Regions from separate parts of the Mus musculus genome. Here region 1 is linked to region 2. A link is a loop called in an ENCODE intact Hi-C map of the cell type or tissue named here. Cell type or tissue: left cerebral cortex. All regions are shown on one strand. Each heading gives the region's core, and the rest is flanking DNA. Links, peaks and the distances in the headings are about the cores only. Region 1 overlaps Slit3 (slit guidance ligand 3). Region 2 overlaps Slit3 (slit guidance ligand 3).

Evidence for each region. A loop is a pair of places that touch in the nucleus more often than their neighbours do. Peaks named below come from ENCODE experiments on the same cell type or tissue, not always from the same donor. Only the 100,000 strongest peaks of a DNase experiment are listed, where the experiment ranks them.
Region 1: a loop joins it to region 2, with 5 times the contacts of the local background. A loop is called at or near these places in 1 of 42 quality-filtered maps.

What each region holds. Positions count from the first base shown.
Region 1 is chr11:35,337,090-35,348,579 of GRCm38, forward strand. All of the region lies in intron 4 of Slit3 (slit guidance ligand 3), which reads left to right. Among named protein-coding and RNA genes, the nearest start is that of Gm46277, 55 kb to the left of the region's middle. In left cerebral cortex, for the core only: no CTCF peak of the experiment used is centred there; DNase peaks (open chromatin) are centred at 2,298, 2,604 and 5,602.
Region 2 is chr11:35,388,675-35,400,164 of GRCm38, forward strand. The region is part of intron 4 of Slit3 (slit guidance ligand 3); the gene reads left to right. Among named protein-coding and RNA genes, the nearest start is that of Gm46277, 110 kb to the left of the region's middle. In left cerebral cortex, for the core only: no CTCF peak of the experiment used is centred there; DNase peaks (open chromatin) are centred at 6,867 and 9,862.

The DNA.
Region 1 (11,490 bases), core at 1,507-9,506, 52 kb before region 2:
GGTCTGCAGTCGAGTCCCTTGGTTTCATTACATAATTCCTAGCCTTTCCCAACCTTCGTATCTAGCAAACTTCAGAGAGCAGCATTTCTCAAATCTCCTTCTGATCTTGGCCTGACCCTGCCTGTAGTCTTCCTCATGGGTCCCCACCACTTCAAATTCAGAAGGGCACACATGCTTCTGTGGTCTGGTCTAGTTCCCATTCTGGCTGATTTTTATTTATTTATTTATTTTTTATCATCCTGTGTATGTAGTCACTATACTACAGTTTTTTTTTTTCATATTTATTTCTGCCGATGTCTCTCTTCCTCTTCACTACTTCTGCTTCTTTTCTGATACCAAACCTCTTGTAACTCTCAGGTGGGGTCATGTAGCCTGATAGCTCTGTACTGTCTTCTTTACCAACAACAACATAACAGCACAGAAGACACGCTTGTTCATGGGCATCCAGCAGAAGTCAGCCACCTTCCAGGCTCCAGAGCCTCAGACACACACTCCTTCGAGGATCACCCTGCACAGGGCTGAGTTCCTGGACATCCTGCCTGGTGGCTCTCTCTCTGCAGGACCAGTGCTCAACTTGGCACATCGTCATTGCTCCAGCCTAGACCAGATGGGGATTGACGGCATCTGCAAGGTTGTTCCTCACCCCGCTGGCTCTGCGCCATGGGGACTGGGAACCTCCTAGCACAGCTATCTGGGGCCCTTCGTGGGCTATTCCTTATCCACACTGCCCACCACCAGTCACTCTCATTGTCACACGAAAGCATCTCATTTGACTATTAACAGATTGTTGTCTGTAAGGTTTTTTTTTTTCTTATAGAAATATATACCTGGGTTGTTGGGTTATTTTGTTTTGTTGAAAATGGCAGGATAGAAATGTTATTCTTAACATTTCTTCTTTCTCTCTCCCCTTCTTCTTCCTTTTCTCGTCTCTCTTCTTGAAGCCTAGCAGGAGTTCCCTTAAAGCAGGATTTATTGTACTTTTACAACCGAAAAGGGAATACTGCTTACCAGCGTGACTAGTGGAAAATTTCCAAGCTGTACCGTTCAGTGGTTTCTATTACCTAATAGAGAGATAAATAAGCCACGGTTCTTCTTAAGGACTGGCTTTTAATTAGATTTTTAATGGATACTCTTTGACTTGCCCAAGCATAAGTACTGCTGCATTAGTTCATTATTGTGATTAAAAGCAGCCAATAATGATCATAGCTAAATAATTTTCCTCAAGTGTTCTTGCTCGGTATGATGCCCCGAGTGCTGGCAGCAACTGGCCTGAGCGTGCTCTCTTTCGTTGGTTGCACTTCAGAGCTGCTGGTGAGAGTCCAAGGCTGGGAAGCCCGCAGGTGCAGAAGTGCAGACCCTCAGCGCCAGGACTGTGTGATTGTACGGTGCTAATTACAACACAGCCCACTTCCTTTTCTCTGAAGTTTGAGGTTCCTAGAAAACTTAGACCTATTGGAATATATCCGGAAGCGTACTTATGTCACTGGTTGGGAAAAGCTCAAATACCTGGATGCCTGTCGGTGAGCCTGCAGCCGGCTGGCAGGAAGGCTACAGTGTCACGGTTCGCTGGACTGAAGTAGAACCTGTGACCTTCTTTCTGCCTCCTGAGATGTTTTTAGAGGATTTAGAGGTGGATCAATTTCCCAGAGGCCCATTGCCCTTATGAGGTGATAATCTGCTTTTTCATTCTCATGTTCATGTGTGCGTGTTTGTGATCTGTGTATGGCTGCACACAGGAGCAGAAAGCAGAGGTCAGTTGAAGGTGTCAGTTCTCACCTTGATTTGTTGAGACAGAGTCTCTCACTGGTCTGGGACTTGCTGACTAGACTGGGACTAACCAGCCACAAGAATCCTCCTGTCTATGCCTCTCCAGTACTGGGATTATAAGTTATGCACAGCCACACCTGGCTTTTTAACAAGCACAGAAGGGATGGAACTCTGGTCCTCACGCTTGCACATCAAGCACTTTGTGGCTGCCTCCCCGGCTGCTGGTCGGCTCTGTTCTTTATCCTAGCTGCCTAGCTATCCTCTGTCTGTCTGGATACACTGTGTTTCGTCGACCTTCACATGCACATTTGCTGAAAGGATAAAGAAGAGGATGGACATCTTTATGAAGATATGCCACAAAGAAAGGATGCAACATGCATAATTACTATTCATGTTGACTCTGCTTATTTATTCTGTCTTTTTTTAGGCATGGATTTTAATCTGTTATTCTCTTCACAAATGGCACGTTGTTGTCATAGCGATATATCACGGGTGCTTTCCCACGCCATTAAATCATCTTCTACAAAATGCCTTTTGAGATCTGCCAAGGATGCCATTACATAAATGTAACCATAATTTATTAATTTCTGTCTTTTGTTGAACATTTGGATGACGTTAAAGCTTATATTATTATTGGCAACTTATCAATTCATTAAAAAAACAAACCATAATTATTTCCTTGGGTGAACACTTGAGATACTTGTCAGAGGCTGTAGAGATTATCAGTGGTAGGCCCTGGCACATTGTCTTCTAAAGAGGCTGAACATGTGAGCAGTTTAGACTATATAAGGAGTGGTTACTTCTACATGTGTTTTTAAGCATACCGAACTATTATTTTTAAGTGGTTTTTTTTTTCTTTGTAGGTTTCAAGAATGGTGGTTGTTAGCTGTTTTAATTTTGAATTTCTTATTTTGGAAACTGCCTCTTTTTGTACTTCACCCACCTTGGGATGCTAACTTTGGGATCATGTATCTTTTGAAGGATTCAGTTCTACTTCACTAAAAAGCAAATCTTCCCCTGGCTGCCTATATCATCACTTCATGCTAAAGGGAAGCAAAGATCAACTCTGGGTTCAGGATTGAAGAATCAACCTTGAAGACTCTCCAGATGCGTGCAGCCAACTCTAGACAAAGCCACGCAGTAAATGTCATGGCGAACCTGGGTTTTATTCACTGTTCTGTAGTTAGACCAGGTTTGTAGCTTTGTGAGCTTTAGCTAGGCTGCTTTTCCTCTGTGAGCCTCTGTTTCCCCACCTGGCCAATGGAGAAAGACACTTATCCCACACAAAGGCAGCAGACATCGAAAGCTGCTGAGCTTACCACTAAGAGGCTCCAGAAGTTAACAGGGACCATTCTCTGCTCAAACATGTTACTTTCTAGTTGCCTTTCCTTTGATGTAACTACTGAATGTATGTGTGTGTGTGTGTGTGTGTGTGTGTGTGTGTGTGTGTGTGGTGTGTTCTCTTTATGTGTCTCTCGTATCTGTCTCATGTCTCTGCTTCCCCGTGTCTATGTATTTCATTTCTGTTTGTGACCCTCTCTGTCTCCAGCAATCTCTCTCTGACTCCTGTCCTTTGTCTCTATTGCTTTTGTCGTTGTATCTCTCTGTGTGTCTCCTGTCTCTGTCACAGTCTCTCTCTCTGTTTCTCTGTCTCTCTGTCTCTCTCTGTCTCTCTCTGTGTGTCTCTTCTATGCCTGTGTCTCTCTATCTCTCTTGTCTGTGTGTCTCTCTACCTTTCTGTGTATGTCTGTCTCTCTGTCTTTGCCTCTGTCTCTCTGTCTCTATGTTTCTCTCTGTGTGTCTCTGTCTCTCTCTCTCTTCATAGGAGTCTTCCCTTTGTGTCTCTCTATGTCTCTGTCTCTCTGTCTCTGTCTTTCTGTGTGTTCTATGTATCTCTGTCTCTCTCTTTCTCTCCGCCCTCCCCCTCCCCCGTCCCCCGGAAGTGACAAAGGGAAAGAGATACATGTCGTTTTAGAAAGAGATCTGTGAGCTCCTGTGAAGCTCTTGGGCGGTTGACACTTTTCACCTTCACACTGGCTCAGAGCCATGGAAAGAGAACTGTTCCGTTCCCAGGAACCAAGGATGTCCTGGCCAAGCCAGCTTGTCCTCTACACTCCCTAGCAGTAAGCAGGGTGTGCCTGATGTGGCTGAGTGCAAGGTCATGGAAAAGGTCAAATCTAAAAGAGGATGATGGTTTTGGTGACTTGTTGACTCAAAAGTATTCTCAAGAGTCACTGGCTTAGAGCCTCTGGGAACACCAGGATATAACAGACAGGCTACTCAAGAGGGGCAAAAGGGGGAAATAGGCCATAAGAATGCCTGGAACTTTGGGCCCTGCTCAGTGTGATGGTATCCATTGGGTAGGGGATGCTGCTTCTGTCATTTTGATCCTAACACCTTGGGTAGAACATATTTGGGGCAGGTGTGGAAGAGTCTTATGAGCATTTTCAATTCTGTGGAATTAATTCTCTGAGCATTGTGGGTGGTGTCCGCAGGCTGAAAGCTGACTGAATCTTTCTGTCGGTATTATTATATAGGGCCGCTTAAGAAGTGAACCTCTCTCCTCTGAATTCTGTTTCTTTAAGGGCCATATTAATATTTCTCACACCTCTCTAAAAGCAAAAGTGTGAAAGATAAAGTGAAGTAGTAACCATGGGTGATAAAAATTCATAGTGTCCAGCCAAGCAAACAGCTTACTAAGTGCTGGAGAAGAGCCCGAAAAGCTCTCAGTTTCCCTTCTGTTAAAACAAGGAGGGAGGAGAGCTGCCCTGCCGTAAAGCTATGGTAGTATGGAAATCTATGCACAATGTCCAACCTATCACAGGAATATCCCTAGAACCCGGCTGCCGTGCCTAGACTGGATTTGATACTGAAAGAAGTTCCATCTCCCGGGACAATAGATTAGAGAGAGGACATGGGTCGAGCTGATGTAGCAGCAGGCAGGCACGAGGAACAGGAACACTAAGCTCTGGCCAACTGTTGAATCAATATCTATGAAACCCCGCAAGATGTCGGTCAACTTTGCCTCTGTCTCTTTCCAACTCTGTGACCAGAGTCAGAGTGCTTACCCACCCCACCCTCCTCCGGCCCCCCTGCCTCTGTTGTATCTGTTATAAAGAGAAAAATCCAAATGCTGACTCTTTGCAAGTAGCAGATGAGATCACATATCAGAAAATATTCACATGCTATAAGGCCCGCCACATACTGGGCATTCACCAATGGGACCATGATTGCTGTGATTGGATTAAAGTGCAGAAAGTGAGTTTCCATTCCAGCCATCCAGAGAGTCAAGATACAGTTTCCCAGAGCCAAGAACTGGCAAAAAGTTCTTTCCCCTAATCTCCCTCCCACTTCAATAAGTGTCCTTCCAGGGAGTCAAAGAAGGTGTGTCCCAAGAGCTGAGTACGACCTGTAACAATGTAAGAAGATGTATCTTCTTAGGAAAAGACAGTAACAGAATGCCATTTTTGACACCAAGCCCAATGGAAGGTGTGCATTAGCAATGGGCTGGTTTTGTAGTTTAAGCTTTTCCTTTACAAAAGTAATTTACTCTGCTAAGTACATCTCCTTAACCAATATGCTATCCCAGTATAGATTAGAGAATGGCTTTTTCATATCATCCAATAAATTAAAAGCAGTCTTCTCTGTGAATAAATCCAGAATTCATGCTGTCAGGATTTATGTTTGGAGGAAATAGAGGAAATGTATCCTTAAGGAAATATTTGCAGTCATTGTTAACACCTTCTTCTCCTTCTGCTGGCTGCTTCTAGTACCTTAATATAAACGTGCGAGCTGTTAGCGTGAGATGCACATTCCAGAGCTTCGGGGCCACCTGCCTGTGTGGCTGACTTGTTATTTAAATTCCCTTTGCATTTCACAGATTTAAATACTGCCAGGGCCCTGATTTATGGTGTTCACATTGCACATATAAAACTTTCACTACGATCTCCCTGCATCCCATGCACACAGAGGAGGAAGTTAAAAACAGTCTTAGGTGGAATGGATCCTGGAGCAAAGAGTCCCTAATAGGGTATAAAGACAGAGTAAAGTATCCAAGAAACTTTTGGAATGTCGCAGTGTTCGAGAGCCTGGATTCTGAGAAAATTGTCCCTATCCTTTCCATTCCAGAAGGGAATCAGGACAGGAGAGGGATTAAAGACTAAAGATGGCGGGTGAGGGAGAGATTACAAAAAGATGCTGTCTGCTCCGTGTAGGAATTCACATTCCCTCCTTTCTGGAATGGATCTAAAGCAAGGCAGAAGAGGAATTCTGTAAAGGATGGTCAGACTCATATGACCCTGGAGGATGCAGAGGTAATTACTTAAGGACCTGCTCTGGTGTGGCCAGTTAGAGTCTGGTGTGTACAGCTTGTAGTAGCCCCTGTCTGGCATTTAGCATGACCACACTCTTGCCTGTGGGTATTTTCAGTCATTGAAGCATGAATTTGTGCAGGTTTTATACTTGAGTTTGGGAAAGGACAAGAAATATACCAAAACGGAGCAATAAGTGTACTGTAAAACACAATTCTAGTTAGGAAAGGTTTCCTCCTGAGCAAGTTTACACACACACACACACACACACACACACACACACAGGCCTTTGTGTCAAACTAACTGCATGGAATTCTTCTAGCATGACATGGATTCAGACTGTGCTCAAGGCAGGGCGTCTTGTGCCTGGGTGTCTTTCTGTCCAGAGAGCATGGCGGGGCAGGGAATCATTCATTCATCATGGTGCTTGTCTTTCTCCCACTGTGAGGGATATTTCTTCAGGGGTATATTGTGAACTTAGATTAATGGCAATCTATCTAGCATTTTCCCAGTTAAGGCTGGGAACATCCCACTGATGTTATTTCACAGTCTTCCTGGCCAAACACAGATGGATCCTGTGTATAAGGTTTGTGGACAGCAGCAGAGCCATCTTGTGTGGGGACTGGGTTGAACTCTGTAAGAGGGTCAGACAGAGACAGAATGGAAGACCTAACTGATACTGCAAAAAGGGCGTCTCCACTGAGCCCCAGTGGGTGCAGCTGACAGGCTGTGACTACAACCACAGCTATTATATGGTGGACCATGGAGTTGAGGCTGTGGGTGGATGAGCCTCTGTAAGGTCAGTGGCATGTATTGTTCTGACTAAAGGAAAATTATGCAGGATGAATACAGATCCAAAATTTGAGAACACCCGTGTCCCAGCTCAAGTTCCAGGTTGACCCTGAGCATCTTCTAGAACATGGGATAAATCCATCCAGCGCTTTCCATTCGTGGAACAGTGAACCAAACTGCCGGGGGAGGTTCCGTTGCCATCATTGTAAAGTAGCGTTCTCAGCCCTTAGTGAGCCAGCAAGGAACCTTTATGGGAAAATAAAAGTGACTTACATCTACTGAGTATTATTCCTTGAACTAGGCTAGGAGATGGACTCATCGAACCCCACAGCGGCCCCACGAGGCACATGAGAAAACCAGGCCAATGAGAGGTGCGAGTTGCTTGGAAAGTGACTTGAGTCCTGGTGTCTCTGACTCCCAGCAGTTGGGTGCCACTGTAGTTCCCACTTAGTATAAGCCGGGAAGGATATTGGTGTGTTTTCCCTCAGAGATGCTCGGATAGTCATTCATCTCTCTAATCTGGCTCAGAGTGAACTGGAACCCAGAGTGAGCAGTGCCTCACACATAAGCTGAAAGGCATTCAGCTTATGGTCCACAGCTCCTCTTTGCAGATCCCTGAGCTCCTGACAAGCCTCAAGCGGGACTCTCGGGGAGGAGCCGGAACTAAGGTCGTGTCATGTGATGTGACAGACATGAGGTCAGGGAGAGAAATTACACAGTGCTCTGGAGATCCTGAGAAATCTTACTCATCTGGTGACTGTAGCTCATCACCTCCAAGGAAGTGGGGATGGAAGCAACACCACTGGGCAGAGACATTGAGAGCTCTCTCCACGGGGCTAGACAGGTTATCATGGTCAGGCTGTGTGTGGTAAGGGTCTGCTCTGGGCTGAAGACTGTTGATTTCTTAATGAGAACTCATAGGTATGCACACACACACACACTCACCTTTTACAAAGATTGATTGATTGATTGATTGATTGATTGATTTAATGTGCATGTATGTGTGCCTGAGTGTATATGCACCTCATGTGTCCATGGTCCATGTGTACCAGAAAAGGCCATTAGGTCTCTTGGAGCTAGAGTTACAGGTGGTTGTGAGCTGCCCAGTGTTGGTGTTGGGAATTGAACCTGGCTCCCCTGGAAGAGCAGCAAGTGCTGTCAACCTTTTGGGTGGTTGCGCTAGTCCCTGCATGGGCTCTTCATAAGGGCTCTAGTCTCATCACGAGGACCAGTTCTACCTCTCCACGCTGTCACCTCCAGCATGAAAATCTCATCATGTTTACAGGGAGGCGGGCGCACAAGCATGCGCATCACACCTGCTCTGTTGTTGCGAACTGCCCTGTGTCGGTATTGGGAGCTGAGCCTGCATCCTTTTGGGAGAGCAGCAAGTGCTCTTAACCTCTGAGCCATTTCTCTAGTGCACTTTACTCCAGCTGCCTCTTGGTGTCGACCCTGGGGCTGCTGGGGGCTGAATGTGTTTGAGACTTTCTGTAGTATGTTGTAGATTCAAGCAAGGCCTTTGGAACTCACAGCACTGGGTTCGAATCCTTGCTTCCCTGAACACCAGTGCTTTTTAGGTGTATGACTCAGTGTCCTTCTAGAGTAGTGACCCTAAGACCACCCTGATAGCCCGCTGTAAGGTTGAGTGGCCAATCCTTACAGAATGCCTCATATAGCATAGTCTGGCTCAGCAGGAAGTGCGTAAATACCACGACTCTTTTTATCCCTATGCTCGGTACATGTGAAGGGTGAGCTTCTTCACCCTGCCTGACTTTGCCCCTTGGAAGAGGGAAGAACCTTCATCAAATGGTATGCCCCATAGACTCTCCCCGGTCTAGTGCCCGAGAAATTGCAGTCTTCCCTTTGATTCTGACAGTGACTCTTTAACAAGAAGGTCAAGGATGCCATGAGCTTGTGATCAGCTCTGGCCCCAGCTCAAGGATGACAAGAGTTCCGGAGGCTTATGACTGACGTGAGAACCTCCGTCTTGCCAGCTCTTCTCGGCTCCCTGGGTGAACTCTCCCACCCTTGAGCTCCTTGGTTGCCGCCTGCAGCCTCCATACCATGTTTGGTGTGAGACTGCCTTCGAGGCCTTCTGGAGTATTCTGGGGGCTCTCCTTTTGCTGCTCATTGAAGCAGGGGAAAATCTTTCCCCTGGGAGGAGCATTTTCCCAACCTGAGGCACCTTACTCCACCTTTCAGCTCTCAGCCTCTTATCCAGATCTCTGCACGGAGTGCATCCCAAACAGGGAACAGGATTAGAAATTAACACCCTCTCCACAGAGCGAGACTGCCCGTAGCCTGTGCCAACACAGCAAGGTGTGCTCATACTGGAACACAGCCTGACTTTCATGGGGGATGTTGCAGGCACAGGGATGCCCTCTCAGCCTTCAGAACCATCTACACCTCCCAGCACAGGACTCTGCTCCCGACTTGCTATGGAATGCCTCAGTTCTCTTGTCTCAGGCAGGAGGAAGTTTCCTACCTCTTGACACCTCCCAGAGAGTCCATCGAATGTATGAGCAGCTTCTCTCTGACTTTCATGCTTTTAAGCTGGTGTGTCTCTCTGACTGACCTGCCAGCATAACCCAGCCTACCTTCCTGGCTTCTCCCTAGTGTGACAAAGTACCACCTTCAAAGCAAGCATGCAGGCTCAGAATTTTGAACAGTATTAGGGGCTTGGATGGGAAAGCATACGCATCAGTATCGGCCCCATCACATCCTTACAAAGGTGTCACAAGGCTCAGGGGAAAGGCCATTTGATGGGTAGCTCTTTGGACAGGCAGAGAATATTTGTGGGGGGTTCTCAGCAAAAGCCTTTTCAAGAACCCCCAACACCCGCACTAATGCTTGCCTCCTTCTGTTCAACAGAACAGACTATGTTTATACCTTACACAAAGTAGTTGCTTGGTCATTTCTGTAACCAATTACATCTTGTCAGCCTCTATACCAATGAAAGGGATGGAAAAACTCCCAAACTCTCTTCTTTAAAACAAAGCTATCTCTTCTTGCTTAGTCTCCTTTCCAGTTACATATTCTCTTTGAGCTGAATTTTCAGTATTTCAAGCCGGCTTCTTGTTTTCCTAAATGAGGCAGCCTAGAGAAACCCACACAGTGCCAGAGGCCAGGACAAAGTAGCTTCCTTAGTTACTTCCTTAGCTCCAATGGGAAGCTCTGGTCCCTTCCCTCGCATTGGCTGTCAGTCATGCTGAATCTGAGGCTCGTGGGCCTTACCTCCTTTCTTATCATCAGAGACTTATCCTCCCCCAGCACACTCAGCCTCTGACCCCCACCGACATTCCACGGGTTCTCTGAAGCATTCTCTCTAGGAACTATACATAGCCCCCTCTTCTTCCCTCTGCTTCTGTCTAGGGACACTCTCCTGCCTTGTGTTGGAGCCACATGGTAGACCCCATAGGCTTTGCCTCTAGCCTTCTATATACATGGCTAGAAGATTATGAGCACTCCTGCCCTTGTGGGCCACATGAATTTTACACGGAGACCGTCAAATCTCAGGCCTCTGGCACGTGTGTGTGTGTGTGTGTGTGTGTGTGTGTGTGTGTGTGTGCAATCCTGATTACCACAATGGGGAAATAGCGAGTGCATTGTTTTCAAATTACTGATACCATTTCACTTCTGCCATGCTTACTTTTGTCGCTATGGGAACAGATAAGGCAAATGGTGTTTTATTTAATAGCTTGAAAAAAATTGAGGCTGGGAGAAGTTAAGACACTTAACAAGGTCACACAACTTGGATGTGGGAGGCTGATGGGTAGCCAGGAAGACCTGGGAGTGTTTTGACTCTGGATAGGGCATTCCTTCTGTGGCCCCAGGCCACCTCCCCTGCTAGGGTACCCCCTTTCTCTCCAGGACTGTGAAGTCAGCTGTGGGGCACCATCAGCTCCGCCAATCTGCTCCCTTGTCTCTTAAAGTGATTGTGAAGTAGAAACCATGAAATCCACAGCTGCAAGAAAGGCAGGAATTCTGCCTCAAATAGGCACAGGTCCTGGAAGCCAGCAGCTGATGCTGAAGTCACTCAGAGCCCCTCTTCCTCTCTCTCTCTCTCTCTCTCTCTCTCTCTCTCTCTCTCTCTCTCTCTCTCTCTCTCTCTCTCTCTGAAAGGATTGCATGTCTGGGAGGTAGCCAGTGATCCATTCTATGCACTGAATAATTTGTAAGTCAAACCTCCCTATTGATGGCAATGTGATGTCAAAATCACTCAATTTAACAACACATGTTGAAAGGACAAATCAATTATGCCCGGCCTCTCCAAAGGTGGCTTGGGAAGGCAGCACGTGGAGATGTGAATATGGATAAACACACATGGCTTAATGGAATGCAGACAGGATGGAAACTGCCATAGTAATTGAGGAATCTTCTGGACTCTGCTTCTCCTGGCCGGGAAGCTTGCCCAGTCCATAATCCACAAGTGAAACCCACTGAGCTTATGAAAAAGTGAAGATTGGCTAGGGATGTGGCTCAGAGATAAGAGGCCAGCATGTGCCTAGCATTCCGAAGGTCCTGGGTGGTTAATCCCCAGGGAGGGAAAGGAGAGAAGGAAAAGAAGAAAAGCAAGCCTCCAGCTGCTCACAGCAAAGCTCTGCCTCCCAATCAGACCATG
Region 2 (11,490 bases), core at 2,294-10,293:
TTCTGGAAATAATTAGAGTCACATTTCTCATCTCACCGGGTTACTGGGAGAATCGAATGACAGAGTGCGCGCGCAGGCACTTCCTACACTCCAAGGTACTCTAAAAATAAAAGGTATTATTTTCTAATGAAGATGAATCTCAGTTCACAAACTCGTTTTTTTTACAGACTCGAGGATGAATTTCTGTCCACACTGTACTGTCAGCTTAGCTTCTATTTCAAGCATTCTCTAGGATTGCTGGGTTTAGCAAATATAAGTCACGGGTACCTGGTACATAGCCTGCTGTATTGTATTTGACAGCTTTACCTCCTCCATCCAGGCCACTAGGAATTTTTGGAAAGGATGACCCTCATTCTAGGATACAGTTCTAGGGACTTTAGCAAGGTTAAATCGGCCTCCGAAAACTAGATAGAAGTCAAATACAAATTAATCCTTCCAGATAGGTGCCGGCCATAATGAAAACATTTCCTACTCACTGCACATTTAACAACATCAGATATAATGGTATCTGTTCCAAGGACTTTTCCTACGTTCATGTTCAATATCTTGATGAAAGTAAATGCTCAATTAATTTTTTTTTAAAAGCTAGAGTTTTAGATTCTGCATCAGTCAGATGCTAGGCTGTCACTATCTGATATTCCTTCAGGAGAGAAGGATCAATCTCTCCCAATTGCTGGCAATCAAACCTGGTCAAATGTTTCCTCCCTGCATGACTGTGGTCAGTCTTCGCTGGAGTAGATGTCTGGGTGGAGCTGGGGGGGCCTGGCCCAGAAAGTCCACCTGGGAAGGGTCTGGAAGCGGCACACAATGCTTGTTCTGAGAGTGTTTGTAAACGGGCTCCCCGTTGTGACTTCTGGCATCATTTCCAACTAATGACATCTTTCCAAGAGCCTTGCAGAGCTTGTCCGCTGGCTCTACCAAGTTACGAGCACCCAGAGACATAGCTTCGTGGGATCTGGAAAGTGAATTAGCAGGTTGCTGCTCTCCAAAGGTGGTGTGTGTGTGTGTGTGTGTGTGTGTGTGTGTGTGTGTGTGTGTGTGTGTGATGTTCAGCTAGAAGAAGGGAAAACTATCTTTCCCCCCGTGTACCTCTCTAGGACCTTCCACACTTGCTGTGTGTGATCTCTCTCTCCTAATAACCTTTCTGCTTTTCCGTTAAAAGGGCAGTAATTTTTGCTCACGTTGACATGCTACCTTGGGTGTAGAAATGTCAAACTGCCTTTGTGCACGTCAGCTGCTTACGTACCAGCTGTGTGACCTCCCACCAGTTGCTTAATCTCTGAACTCCAGTTTCCTCACCCATTCAATGCAGAATAACAGCACATAAATACATTCACCAAGAGCCGGTCGGGAGGATCACGTGGGAAATCCAAGTTCAGGGGTTGCTGTAGCACCCAACACCTCCAGGCCTGGTGAACAAATGCCAGATGCCATTCCTGGAATAAAGTGAGTGTGGGGCCAAGGAAAGGCAGAAATCTGTCCCATTTGAGAAAGAAGGCAGATGGAGACTTCACGTGCTTAGTCTAATATAATTAGGTAGTCAGTCAAGTTAGAATCTATCTTCTAATGAAGAAATCCAGCCAGGACCTCAGTTCTGGCTCCTGGCCCATCTGACTGAGCACAGTAGGTATTTTTCCAGCTTGTATCATGCACTGTTCCAGGATCTGGTCACAGCCTCTCCCCTAAGCCTCAGAGATCCCTTGTAGAGCCAATACAATTATGTCCCATGCGTCAGACACTCCTCCTTGTGAACAGATTTTTAAAGGCAAGAAGTGTAACTGCTTGTGTGTCTGTGTACACACATCCACATGCTTGCACAGAAGGAGCACAGTGCCGAAGGCCATCTTCAGCTGTGACAGAGTTCACGGAGAGGAGCTCTGGAGGGGTGGTTTCTGCTTTGAGGAAGTCAAAGTTGTTAAACCTTAACAGCTGGTTTGGACACATCAGTGGAGTTCCGGTATGCACTCCAGAACTTGCACCTTGAGGAACGTGTACACACACACACACACACACACAGGCAGAGGTATCATGCAAACACATTCACACTCTCACATAGCTAGAGACACCGGCACTAACCCAGACTAGTGCCACACTAGAGTCTATTATTTGGGACCCACAGACTATGCAGACAATATGGCTGGAACAAAGGAGCCGTCCAGTATTTCATGAGCCAGGAAGAGACACCAACAGTGAATCTTGAGGACAGAGTAGGAGGACACCCCAAAATTTGGAGATCTGGAGAGTGCACAGGTAGCTTTTGGGTGTGGGGGCATAGCTATATGATATGACAGCATGCTATGGTACATACACATGATCTCTCTGCCTGACAATGCTCAAGAAGCTGAGGGGTAAGCTATGGTGTCCTGGAACAGGCGTTCTCTGGATGTTCTCAATGAGAGACATCTAGACCCTACCCAGCAGCTCTCAGAAGGAACTTTAGAAGGGAGGGACCAAGAGGTTGTGACAGGGTACCCTCTTGTCAGGGTTTGAAATCCTGTTTCTAGTGGTAACCAGCAGATGGTTGTCAGTTCTTTATGATCAGAGAGGTAGGGATGACTGTGTGTGTGTGAGAGAGAGAAAGAGACAGAGACAGAGAGACAGACAGAGAGACAGACAAAGACAGAAAGGAGAGGGAGAGGGAGGGAGGGAGAGGAAGGGAGGGAGGGAGGGGGAGAGAGGGGGAGGGAGAGAAAGGCTGACTTTAAATTTTAATTGGTCTGCAATGAAAGATTTAACTGTTTAAAAAACACACTGTTCTCAGTCCCAGAGCACAGTTTATGTGCTGAAGGGGGAGGCTGGGGGATAGTGAGGAGAGACGTGGGGAGAGGCAGCTTCCTAATGGATCCCACGGGGAGCTGTGCCATGGGGAACCAGCTCGTAGGATTTCCAAATCGGATGCGAGCCCAACTCTTTGCTTGTCCCGTCCATCCGTCCTTTCAGTGGGAACGTTAATCTTTGCCCTCCGTGTTGTCAAGATAATCCTGTAACTGAAATCGATGGTTAGAGAGGAGAAGGCCTTGGCTGAGAGCTTGCAGTCGCACAGTTTCAAAACATGGCTGTCGAGGGCTCCGGACGTAAGTGCCAGGAAGGGTGGTTGTCACTTGTCAGCCTATCCTTTCCACATATGGGACAAGCCCGGGTGAGGCTGACTCTCCTAGGTCCAACACAGTGCCTAATATTGGATCGAACTTAATAAGTACTGGTCAAAGTTTCCGTGAGCATTTTCAGAAGATCCACAGCACCTGAGGGCCCACAGCCCTGGTGTGTTCTCTGAGCTGCCATGTGGCTATAACACAAACATGAGCAGCGAGTCAGGCTCTGTACTGTGCTCTCCCAGCTCTGCCCACCCCTGCCTTTACTGCCCCAGGGGCAAAGGTGGGGATGTTCTCCTGAGTCTTCCCTGCTAATGACTCGCCCATGATTCTAGGGGAAGGCTGGGAGCTTGAGCACACAGCCAGTATTTGTTGAGTGACTGTATGAATGTTATAGTTTGTCTTTTCTTTCATCCTTATCGCCCAGTTTAAGGATAACGGCAGGAATTACGATGTAAGCGGCACCTGCCAATCACTGGGAGTGTTGCTGAGCCAGGTTGCGGGTAGTGTCTCTCTTCTTATTCCATTGTGGCTGAGGTCGTGGAAAAAATGCTATGGTGGGGGTGGTAACGGTGAAGACTGTGGTAACTGTGGCAACCTCAGTGGCCGTCATGCCCACCACTCTCCGTATGCATCACCCTGAATCCTTCTGGCAGTTGTGCAGTGTAGGCATTACATTCTCTATTTTATAGAAACAAGAGCAGAAGTTGTCTTAGTGCAGTGTAACAGAGGGGTACAGACTAGGCTGTGTGTCTCTCTCTCTGTGTGTGTGTGTGTGTGTGTGTGTGTGTGTGTGTGTGTGTGTGTGTGTGTAGGGGTGTACATGTGTATAAGACATACTGTGTATGTAGAGGCCAATGCTTGGCGTTGGCTGTTTTCTTTTCTTTTTAATTATTCATTTTATGTATGTGAGTACACTGTCACTCTCTTCAGACACACCAGAATAGGGCATTGGATTTCATTACAGATGGTTCTAAGCCACCATGTGGTTGCTGGGACTTGAACTCAGGACCTCTGGAAGAGCAGTCAGTGTTCTTAACTGCTGAGCCATCTCTCTGTCTCCAGCTGTTTTTCTCTATAACTCTCTCCATAACTATTTTTCTTACTTTATTTTGCTTTACTTTACCTAGAGCTCACTAAATCAACAAAACCAACTGGCCACTCACTACTGTGCCTGGATTTTTACATGGGTGTTGGCCATCTGAACTTAGGTTCTCATGATCATGTGTTAAGCACTTCACTGAGTCATCTCTTCAGGCCCTAGATTATGAATTGTAAACAAGAATTTGCTTCCCATTCTTCTAGAGGCTGGGATAAGATCAGGAGACCAGTACAGTCAGGTTTGGTGAAGGTCTTCTTCTGGCCTCTAGACCAGCCTGTTGTCCCATTGTCTCTTAAAGTTCTCTGAGCCCTTCTCATGAGGCCCTGGAGACATCACAAGGACTTTACTCACCTGATCTCATCCAGTCACTGGAGATCTCACCGAAATCCCATTTCATTGGACATCAGGGTTTTGCCATCTGACTTCTATTAGAAACACAAGCATTCAGTCCCTAGCTGAGGGGTGAACCTGTATGACCAAGGCTGCCTAGTGAGACTGTCATTGAGGTAGTGTTTGCCTCAGATCTATTTAACTGCCCCCTAACCCTTCTCTTACCTCAGTACCATGCTGGGGAGTGTCAGACCAAGCACTGAGGGAAGCCCAGGGGGTCCATAAAGACAGCCAAAGAGAAGCAAATTGTAGGGAGTCTATTATGGTTGATCTTAAAAGCCTCATAATGGCCTTATTTTCCCTCAGACTTTGAAAGCCAGTGATTTACCACAGATCCCTGCACAGAGAGAGGTCCAGCCAGCTATCCCTCCCTACCTGTGTCCTAGGCACCCATTCCTGACCCAGCAGGGATGCAGGAAGGGGTGAGTCCTGTTCCTTTTACTTCTCTGAGACAGGAAAATATGAGGCTTTCGGGGGTTTTGTTTTGTTTTTTTCCAGGTGGGTTATGGGCTTCGAGCCAAAAATCCTTTCAATTAATTGACTGGGAACAGCACCCATGAAGCAAATTAGAACCAGATAAGGAAGGAGGGCCGCAGTGCTCAAAAGGCACATAGGGAACCATTCTTGGATTGTCCTGGTGATTTACCCGTGTTTTCCTAACGTGAGAATCAGTCAGCAGGGGCCTGGATTTTTTATGAGGGAGGAACCTCTCCCAGACAGCTCTGTCCTCAACAGCCCCTGTAAATCCCCACACCCCCACTTCCAGTGAGAACACTGCTCTCTCCAGAGTCACCGTGTCAAAGTCTGTTTAGCTGTTTCTTACTTATCAGCCCCAGCCCCAACATTAGTTCATGCTTGGAGTATGAAGCCATTTCATATTTATTCTTGTTATATCTGGCAGGGAGCCTTGAAAAAAATAAGAGTCCCGTGATGGTGCTGTTCAGTGCTTATATCTTTATGGTCTCTTGAATTGATTTGACAGAGCAATCACAGGCACAAGTGAGCCCAGCTCTTCCCCCAGCAGCAGGCCGAGAAGGACAGACTCACAGCTTACTTCTCCTGGTTCTGCCCTGAGTGAGTGTGTGTGCGTGTGCGTGTGTATGTGCGCACACGCACACAAACACTACTGCTTAGCCATTTTGGTCCATGCATAGTAGCCCCATAGAGTTCCCCAAAGGCCAGTACTGAATGAGAACCTCAAAAAAGACAAAGGGTGGCCTGCAGAGCCAAGAAGAGCAGCCTTCACCATAGAACATTCTAGAAAGCTGATTGAGTCTGACTCCCGCCACAGAGGGCACTAAAGCCTCCTATGAGCCCTTGGTAAGGCTGCAGGGAGATTTGAAGAGATTTACCCAGTAACCTTCGACCTGCGTAGAAGCCAAAGTTTATATCCTATATGCTTCAGATAGGTTAAAGGATTTCAGTGAAAGGTTTGTCAACTCAGAACTGTGTAAAAGGTTCCAGTCGGTTCCCTGGACCAGGATTTTAGAAAGGGACCGGATGGGTCACCAACTCCCAATCAGCTTAAGGGTCCATAAACCAAGGCAGATTTCCCAAATGTACACCTGTCCTTCAGAGGTCTGAGGCAATGTGACATGAGGCTGAGGCTAGCATCTCATTCTCTAGCCATGTGCTGGTTTGGGTGTGGTTTAAGCCTTCATTTCAGCAGCGTTTTGAGCTTGTATTTCACAGGTATTCAGGGGGAGATTCACCCAAGCTTCTAGGAATACTAAGTGAGGGTTTTGTGGGTAAGATGCTGTAGGTGAATGGTACTGCGCATGGATGATGGATGGAGTCCGGGGATGAGGAGAAAAGCACACAGTTAGGGCAGTGCACAAACAAGGGGAAAACACAAAGGGTCTAGACCCCAACCTACTTTACCCAGCTGATGTTTCTAAATCGGACCCCCAGTTCTTTGTCACTCCTTTCTCATGTCTGTTGCCCTCTCACCAGTATCAGAGCATCTGGCTCTCCTACACTATCATAGGCAGTGGTTCCTGGGACTACACCCCTCACAGCCAGTCTCCAGGTCTGTCCACCTGACTTCAATCTCCACCAATTCCTATTTCTGACACTCCTTTCCCTCTAGACCCTTCTCTCCAGCGTTCTCTGGAACGCCTCATGTTTGCTGTTCAGCTCAGCCCCGTTGCTTTTCCACAACCTCACCCCTGGACCCCTGCTTCCTATTCCTCTTCAACACCAGTGCCTTCCCCACAGTCTAAAACTCTCCTGTCTGCAGTTCCCACCCACGTCTACACTCTCCAGAGCATTGCTCTATAGCTGCCTTGCAATTCCGCGTGCCAGGAAAAGGGGGAGGAGGGGCACTTTTGGTTAATCAGCATTTCATTTGGCACTGGTAAGCTGGGGCCGAGAGAAGAGCTACAGCCAGACGTCCAAAATGTCCCTTTTGGCTTGTTGGAACTGTTGACGAAATAAGATAAGTTTGGGATTAATCACTGGAAAACACATGAGATAAAATTCCGGAATCCAGAGACTTTAACTTCTTGGTCCTCATCCCAGGGTAGGTTATCAAAACCAAGACTTGTCCATTTTTCACAGTTTATGGGGTTTATCTAGGACCTGTCATGAGATGCTGACAGGAACCTGAAATTGGTCTGTGTTCGAGTTTCCATTCCCACTCCACCATAAACACCTAAGGAGAGAAAAACAAAGGCCAAAGCAGCTGATTTCTGAACCTTTCAGTTACTTGGTAATTTTTATCTAATCTTTTTGTTGGTGAGGCTGAACTGGAAAAGTTCATTACAAGCAAACCGAGTCATTTATTCAAGTGGTTGAGTTGGGAAAGGTGTCTACAGATGAATATGTGGCGACGGTTCGAGAAACGTACATTTTCCCAGGATAAGACAAAGGAAACAGGTTCGATACAGCAGGTGTCAGAGGAGAGCCAGATGTAGACAGGTTTCTCCTGAAGGGTCATCTGAGAGTCTTGCGCACCCCGCCCCTCATGGCTTTTTCAACATACAGTCATGAAAAAAATCAGCCCAGCATTTGGAAAAATGCAGACGGAGCTTGAGATGCCAAAAGTTCTGAATGCTTGCAAGAAAGCTTTGGTTTTTGTTTTTTGTTTTCAATTGAATGGGATTATTTACGTTCCTCTGACGTATCACAACTAGCCTAACAAATGGGATGACAGAGTAATAAACTTCTTATGGGTGTGGAATTCCTTTAAGGAAAGGTTTCCGAAGCAACTCAAGTGACAGATTGGCAGGAGACATTACTCAAGAGTGGTTTAGAGCCTAAAGCTCCAACATGAAATAAAGTCTTGGCTTCAAGAGCTGTTTCTTGGGACTGTGATTATGCGGCTCATCCTATCTATATTTATCAAGTACTTCTTGGATGCTCAGAGTGGTAGTAACCACAGGTCTGTCTGTTCATGGCTGTTTGCACCTGGCAGTTTCCTGCCATTCTTTTGTGAGCTCCGTGCCCCATGCACACTAGAATTTGCCATGCTTAGCTCCGATTCCTAGTTCTGACATCAGGTGCCACGTCTCACCTCAGTATCTGCTGCAGTAGTCTCTGTGACTCTTTCATTTTCTCTTTTTATGAGTCTGAATTGCAGGCAAAAGCGTTTGCGTGAGAGGAGAATAGGCCAATTCAACAATGGTCATAGGCAGAGCTTTTACAGGTTTTGTGGGTTCTCAACTAATTTTCTATAAAGCAAAGCCTAGAGGTGTTTCGGAATCCCCACCCAGTTCTGGGACAACTAGGCAGAACAGCTCAAGTCTGACACTGAAATGGTATGATTAACCTTCAATTAGAGTCATGGTTCTCAGCGGGAGGATGCCTCTCTCTTCAGCTCCATCCCATCAAGGGGCATCTGAGCTCAGCTCATCCCGATCCTGGTATGAATTCTCATGCCCAACTTCCATGCATCACAATTGGAAGAACATGGGTGTTGACGGAAGGGAGGGTGCTGGCAATTGTGCTGTGTTCCTGACGGTCACATCCAAAAGTCAAAGGCCATTGACTAGAGTAGACATAGGGAATTCCTGAGTAGGTGTCTTCCTGTCACCAGGATTTCCTGAGAGTCCCCTATTCTTCATGGCTCCAAGAAAAATCTGTCTCACAGAAGGAACCTACAATACTCATAGGATAATGCTATAGAAACAGAAAGGGCCCCATGCTTGGTAGGCCATGAGCTGGAGTGTGCTATACACCATACAGCCTTCCCTGGTCAGACCACCCCACTCACAAGGCACCTCAGACGTACTTGCTTTTTCACTCCAGCCAAGGCCATCAAAACACTGGTATCCACGACCCTCCAAACCAAGAGCAGTCTTCCCCTAACCCCTTCTAGGGTGTGAATGGAGTAGCCTGATCACTTACCAGCCCAGGGGAGCATGACCATGCATATTTGGCCATTGAAGCACCCACTGTTGTACTGTTTGTTCATTAGGGGAATGTCTATGTGATGGATTTCTGGGGGTCAGAATAGGGTGGAGTCATAGGCATTTCTGAATTCAACCTTTTGAGGAAAGTAAAAAGTGGTGTCATGAGGGATTTCAACACTTCAGGAAAGGCTCTGTGGATATCTACACAGCCCTGGGGTCACTGGGGTTCACAGATTATTTCTCTTGCATGGGTTTGTGCTGTACACATCTAGGAAAGAATATTTTATTGATATTCACTTCAATTGAAACTTCAGCCCATTTATCTCCTCTGCCTTTCCCTTGTCCACTGGAAAAAGGATCCATGTTAGTGTCACCCTGCTGTGCAATGGGAAAGAATAGTGGCCCCTTAGACGTCCCCTGTTGACTGTAACCTAGAGAGATGGTGCATCTGCCGAGAGGGGACAGCAGGTTGGGCTCCTCGGAAAGCTGTGCTTGCCGAACTGGCGCCATGTGTCTGTTCTCCCTGTCTGAAAAGAGGAAGGCCTTCCTTTTGGAGAGAAATCTCCTGGCAACAGAAGTCATGTCATGTGTCCCTCTGCCCCAGCTGCCACCAGCCATCCTAAACTCCTGGGAGTTTTATGGAGCTTCTACTCTGGGCCTGAACTGGGCTAGGTGCTGTTTGTGTGTATTAATGGATTCCACCGTATGGGATGTTTGACAGCTGAACTTTTGGGTGCGGGGAGGATGGGTAATTCCAGGTCAATCAAAGGCAACGCAGAACGTGGCTTGAAGCACAGTCCTTCTGTGTTCTCAAGCTCCATGAGAGAAGGGAGGCACAGGTGTCCAGCTGCTGGCCTCATTCGAGTTGGGCTATGTATAGAGACTGAAGGTGCCATCTTGGTGCTAGATTGCTAGGTACACAATTAGACCAGAGTTGGGAGTGAGTGAGGGAAGCCACTGTTAAAGATGCTGTGATTCAGTTTCATGGGAACTGTAATCCTCTGAGAATGTGAGTCATTTATTTGCAAATGTGTCAAATGGATCCTCTCCGTTGAAGAGCTAGCTCTCTTGATAGTGAGGATTCTCAGCTTTCAGACAGTACATTAGTGACATTTTCCTCTGTCACCTAGTACCGTTCAAATCACTTTCCTTCATCCCTTAGTTAGGGAGTGTCCAGAGAAGACACACTCAGATTTGTATTCATTGTGCAAACCATGACTATGGTTTTACAATTAGAAGTAGATAGGGCATGTAAATGTATATTAAAATCAAGTAATTAATCATCTAATTTGATAGCAGAATTCAAATGATTTTGTGTTTATCCTGTTATATAATCTACGTTTCTAATTTTTCTTAGTGTTATTCCCCATGTGCTTGTACACACACACACACACACACAGAGAGAGAGAGAGAGAGAGAGAGAGAGAGAGCTGTAACAGCTCCCTTGTTTATGGCTTTCTACTGTGAATGCAGGAAACCTGTTTGCTTTTTCTTTTTTAAAAAATTATCCCTTTTATTTTGAGATTTAGAATATAATTGCCTCGTTTCCCCATTTCCTCTCCTCCCCCCCCCCCGAGCCCACCCATACAACCATATATCTGTTTGCTATTCACTTTGCTTGACAGCTTGGTGAAGATCTAGAGGAGTTGGATATGTGCTGGATGAATGGATAAGAGGGAACTCCTAAGTTGGATTGGCTTGACTCTTGACTCCACTCCCTTACCAATGTTAGGCAAGATACTAGATGCCTCTGTGCCTCAGTTTCCCCACAGAAATATAAAGCTAACGATGACTGTTAACTTTCCTCTGATTTCATTGGCTTTACAAATTGGTGCAGTAGTTACGCACGCCTTTAATCCCAGTACTCAGGAGGCAGAGGCAGGTGGATCTCTGGGTTTGAGAACAGAGTGAATTCTACGACAGCCAGTCTACAAAGAGATACCTTGTCTACACCGCCCCCCAAGGCATAAAATAAGACAGCCAAGTCCCTGCTTGATGGTTGGAATTGTAGGTCAGACTGAATTCTATCTACTAGGCCAGGATTAGGTTTCAGTTTTGTGCCCACAGTCAAGTGTCCCTTTTAAATTTGGCACAGAGCTGTTGGTATCAGCAGTAGAGAGACCTTAGGTTTGATCCCTATCATCACAAAACAATGATAGCAACAACCTTCCCCAATATGTTGTAAATTAGGCACAATAAGAGATTAATACCTACCTAAATATAAAACAACTACAGCAACAACATATTATGATAAAAAGCATACAAGGATGATCTCTCCTTGTCATAAACTCCTGTTCTATATAAAGGAAGTATTAATACATAGATTGCTACATAAGGGTTCCTTGAACTTAGCCCTCTGATACTGTGACAGCTAATCTTATATTCAAGAAAGCTCCGAAAGGGCAGATACAACGTACAGTCTGGATACACTGAACTGAGAGATCAGCACCCTGGGGGTGACAAAGCAGGCAGTGTGAGATTTTGCTGTGCTAATGGAGAATGTAATTTAAAACTTAGACATTTTGTCTTTCTAGAACTTCTTATTTAATATTTT